Linked DNA regions of Homo sapiens: region 2 is linked to region 1. Evidence: read pairs that join two places in POLR2A ChIA-PET (ENCODE). Cell type or tissue: Panc1. All regions are shown on one strand. Region 1 overlaps ESYT3 (extended synaptotagmin 3). Region 2 overlaps PIK3CB (phosphatidylinositol-4,5-bisphosphate 3-kinase catalytic subunit beta).

Region 1 (2,500 bases):
GGTGCAATCTCGGCTCACTGCAACCTCCACCCACTGGGTTCAAGTGATTCTCCAGCCTCAGCCTCCCGAGTAGCTGGGATTACAGGCACCTGCCACCACGCCTGGCTAATTTTTTGTATTTTTAGCAGAGACAGGGTTTCACCATGTTGGCCAGGCTGGTCTCGAACTCCTGAACTCCTGATCCACCAGCCTCGGCCTCCCAACGCGTTGGGATTACAGGCATGAGCCACCACACCCGGCCGCCGATTCCCCATTTTGCTTTTTCTTTCTCACACTGATTTAGATAATAGTAGATATTTATTGTTCTGTATGAATTTTAGAATCAGCTTGTCAATCTACAAAAAAAAAATCCTCCTGAGATTTCAATTGTTATATTTTTTAAATTATAAGTTAACTTGTGGGCTGACACGGTTAAATATTACATCATTGACACCCTTTATTTATTCACATTTTCTATTCACATTTAGGATCAAATTTTCCAACTCTTTTTCTCTAAAAGTCCTGTATATTTTTTGTTAGAGTACTGTGTGGCATTTCATTTTCTGGGCAACTTTGCTGAAATTTGTTAATAGTTCTAATTGTTCATTGATTCTCCCAGAACTCTTTTTCTTTGATTTAAATCTGTTGGCTCTTTTATGTTTTTAGAGTTGAACTTCATGAGTTTGGGGAATATCATTTATTTTCCATTTTTGTTTTGTAATAAATCAATTCAAAGGTATAAAATCCTCTAGTTTTTGACACAATAAATTGCTATTCTGCTCTCATTTTTCTATTCCCATTATGACTTCCTCTTAATGAGTTTTCAAAATAGTAATGTTTTAAAGTATCTAGACATGTGAGATTTCAATAGGTATATATTTTTGCTGTTTTCTAATAATAATTTTATTTCTTTGTGGCCTGAACAGTCTGTAGGATTGTCAATTCACTGGAATATGTTGATAATTCCTTGTGGCCTAGTACATGATTAATTTCCATGACTATTCCATGTGTGATCAGGTTATTAATCATGTCCTTCTAATATGCTTTATCCTTGCTTAGTCTTTGCCTGCTTCATTTATCATTTTCAGAAAGGGATGTATTAAAAGATTCCAAGCACAACTGTTGATTTATCTACTTCCTCATGTCGGTTGTTGATTTATATTTCAAGTTTATATTCTGTAATACATATATGTCTGTGATTATCATAATTATTGAGACAAGGTCTCACTGTGTCACCCAGGCTGGAGTGCAGTGGTGTGATTTTGGCCTACTGCAGCCTTGACCTCCCAGGCTCAAGCAATCCTCCCACCTCAGCCTCCCGAGTAGCTAGGACTACAGGTATGCACCACCACGCCTGACTATTGTTTGTTTGTTTGTTTGTTTTGGTAGAGACGGGATTAGGTCATGTTACACAGGCTAGTCTCAAACTCCTGGGCTCAAGCTATCCGCCTGCCTTGGCCTCCCTAGTAGCTGAGACTACAGGTACATGCCACCATGTCTAGCTAATTTTCTAATTTTTTTGTAGAGATGGGGCTTTGCAGTGTTGCCCATGCTGGTCGTGAACTCCTGGGCTCAAACCATCCACCTGCCTCAGCCTCCCAAACTGTTAGGATTACAGGTGTGAGCCACCATGCCCAGGTATATCATTATTGCCCTTTACAAGCATATAACAACCTTCTTTGTCTTTGAGTTCTATTCTATTTTGTCTAATATGACAATTGCTATCTCAGCTTTCTTTTGTTTCAAGACTTGGCCAGTTGCATATTTTCCATCCTATTTTCAACCGTTTTGAGTTCATGTCATCTCATGTCATTTAATACTCACCTAATCCCTTATTTGCCCCATTTTACAGATAAGGAAACTAAAGTTCAGAGAGGTTACATGACTTATAATCTCCAGTAGTGGAGTGCTAGAACGGAGACCCAAGCCTGGGTCTGTCTGACCACAGAGTCTGTGCTTTTCCACTTCGTCCACTACTCCTCCTAAGAAAACCTCACACAGCATCATGTAGGGGTTTTATAGAAACCTCTTTTACAAAGTCTGGGATTTAGCAGGCAACTGCCCTTATGGGGCTTTAGCCCTGATTGGTAGAGGCCATGCCTTATGACTTACAAAGGGCATTCCATAAACACTTTCATTTGATGCTCCCAACACTCTATAAATCATTATTCCCCTTTTACAAATGAGGAGACTCAGAGACTAGTTAGTACTTAAACAAGATTACCCATGTGATCAGAACCCAGATCTCACCTGCATATGATTTGAGCCTAAGCCTCAAATCTTCTCATCCATTTCCTCTCCTCCCCATCCTCCACCTGAAATGTCAGCATTTGAAGTCCATTCCTTAGTGTTTTTCTAACCTATTCCTTGTGTATTTCAAATTCCACCTCTCTAAGCCTCAGCTTTCTCATCTGCGAGATGGGTACAATACTGCCAACTTCACAGTTCCTGAAAAGACTAAAGGCATGGATGATGCTCGGTATCCTTCCTGGATCAGAATAAGCGTTCTGGAAGTGGTAAC
Region 2 (2,500 bases), 250 kb before region 1:
GCTTGATATGAGAAAATGCCTTTTAACTTAGCTGGTAGATACTCATTTAGATATTGTTGACTTTTGGGGGAGGGCTTGCCATAATTATAGATTGAATAACTTGTAGAATTAAATAATAAAATATAAACGGTTTTTATTGAATTCTCAAAGCTTAATTGGTCGGAGAATAAAACTTAACATCCACAAGATAGCCAACAAGCTTGCAGGCCACCTCTCCCAGTATGACTTTGAGCAATCAATTGAAAGAAAATCCTCTAACCACTGCCATCTATTTGCCATAGTTTTACAGCAGTGATCTTGCATACATATCATATACCTTCCATGACGTTGATGTCAGTGGTACTTAGGTGATACCCAGGAAAATCCAATGAGAGAAATTAAATACTAAGGAATAAGATTTTATCAGATGGAATTGAGCTTTAGAAAGGCTACAAATTCAACATTTTTTTCTCTCTCACCCATAAAATTTATTTGGGGGTAAGTACTTCATAGCTTTTCAGACTTAATCTATAGAATGTTTCAACAACAAAGACAATCTTTATTAGTCTCTATTAACAGGAATGGATTTTTGAGGCATCAATAATTAAAAGTGAGCTTTGCCTTCTTTTGACCTATCTTGGTGCTCCTGTGTGTCAAGGAAAATTAGATTACTTTTGTCCCCCATTATTTCTGAACCAGTTTCATTTTTTAAACAGCTTCAGGCGCTGCTTCAGATTTGGCCTAAACTGCCCCCCCGGGAGGCCCTAGAGCTTCTGGATTTCAACTATCCAGACCAGTACGTTCGAGAATATGCTGTAGGCTGCCTGCGACAGATGAGGTATCTTCTGCAGGTGGTTTTCTTTGGGGCAAGGAATAACTTGGGTGGGTTTGGGATGAGGGTGTCTCCTTGATGTCTCATAAGAAAGAAAAGGGCTCAGAATTATTCACAGTTCAAAGCATTTGCTCATGTACTCCTGCCAGCTCCCCAACTCAATGTTTATACTAGAAAAAAAAAACCAAAAGCATGCTAGGTCAGAAGGTCCTCAAGATCACCCTCAGGTTTGATGACTCACTGGGAGGACTCAGAACTCAGCACATAGTCACTTACAGATATAATTTATTGCAGCAAAAGGATACAGAGCAAAATTTAAAGAGGGAAAAAGGTTCATGGGGTGAAGTCATGAGGAAAACAGGCATACATAAGCTTGTAAGAGTTCTTTTCCAGTGAAGTCACCCCAAACACTTTTATTTCTATCAGGAGTGAGTTGTGATAATACAAGTCTGCAAGGGAAGCTTGTTAGAGACTTCGTGGCCACGGTTTTTACGGGCAGCTATCACATAAGCACCCTCTGCCTAGCATGTACCAGATTTCTATACTCCCAGCAGTAAAGTGGATATACAACATAAACCATTATTTGCACAAATAGTTTAGGTGCAGTGAGCCACTCTTATCAATTAGGGAGGGTGGTGGGAATCCTGAAATCTTAATTCCCAGATGCTAGCCATGGGCCAATCCTATAAGCAGGCTTGTTAGAGGATAGCAGCCAAGCCTGCTGTGTTACCTCTTTTCTTCACACAGTCTATCCACCCTCCAGAATTAAGAAATGTTAATTTTTGTCATGGGTTTAAAATATATATATATATATATATATATATAATATATATATATATATATATATATATATATTTTAAGCAAATACATTACAGTTAAAGTTGAAGTCCTCATAGTTTCCTTATCCAGTCTTGATTACTTCTCTTCCTTCTCAGAGGCAAACATTATCATGAATTTGGTGTGTATGCTTCTATATCACATTTTTCTGTTTCATATATATCTATGAAAATATAGACATGGAATTATTATTACACAAATGTGTCTTGCCATATGCATTAGTTTATATCATGCTTTTTAAAAATTTGGCCAGATGGCTGGGTGTGGTGGCTTATGCCTGTAATCCCTGCACTTTGGGAGGCTGAGGCAGGCAGATCACTTGAGGTCAGGAGTTTGAGACCAGCCTGGCCAACATGGTGAAACCCCATCTCTACTAAAAATACAAAAAATTAGCCAGGCGTGGTGGCCGGTGCCTGTAATCTCAGCTACTCAGGAGGCTGAGGCAGAAGAATCACTTGAACCCAGGAGGCAGAGGTTGCAGTGGGCAGAGATCGTACCACTGCACTCCAGCCTGGTTGACAGAGCGAGACTCCGTCTCCAAAAAAAAATAATAATAATTCAGCCAGCTGTGGTGGCTCACACCTATAATCCCATCACTTTGGGAGACAAACGCAGGCAGATCGATGAGCCCAGGAGTTTGAGACCAGCCTTGGCAACATGGTTAAGCCCCGTCTCTACCAAAAATACAGAGACATTAGCTGGGCGTGGAGGTGCGCACCTGTGGTCCCAGCTACTTGGGCGGCTGAGGTAGGAGGATCACTTGAGCCCTGGAGGCGGAGGTTGCAGGAGCTGAGATGGTGCCACTACACTCCAGCCTGGGTGACAGAGTGAGACCCTGTCTCAAAAAATAAA

Evidence for each region. ChIA-PET counts read pairs that join two places held together with the same protein. Peaks named below come from ENCODE experiments on the same cell type or tissue, not always from the same donor. Only the 100,000 strongest peaks of a DNase experiment are listed, where the experiment ranks them.
Region 2: POLR2A ChIA-PET joins it to region 1 with 10 read pairs; 3 of 35 experiments call an interaction of 5 or more read pairs at or near these places.

What each region holds. Positions count from the first base shown.
Region 1 is chr3:138,445,727-138,448,226 of GRCh38, reverse strand. All of the region lies in intron 1 of ESYT3 (extended synaptotagmin 3), which reads right to left. Among named protein-coding and RNA genes, the nearest start is that of ESYT3, 12 kb to the right of the region's middle. In Panc1, no CTCF peak of the experiment used is centred here; no DNase peak of the experiment used is centred here.
Region 2 is chr3:138,693,103-138,695,602 of GRCh38, reverse strand. PIK3CB (phosphatidylinositol-4,5-bisphosphate 3-kinase catalytic subunit beta) reads left to right here. Exons shown (of 24, transcript NM_006219.3): 14 at 696-817. Among named protein-coding and RNA genes, the nearest start is that of FAIM, 86 kb to the right of the region's middle. In Panc1, no CTCF peak of the experiment used is centred here; a DNase peak (open chromatin) is centred at 1,102; H3K27ac peaks cover 1,578 bases.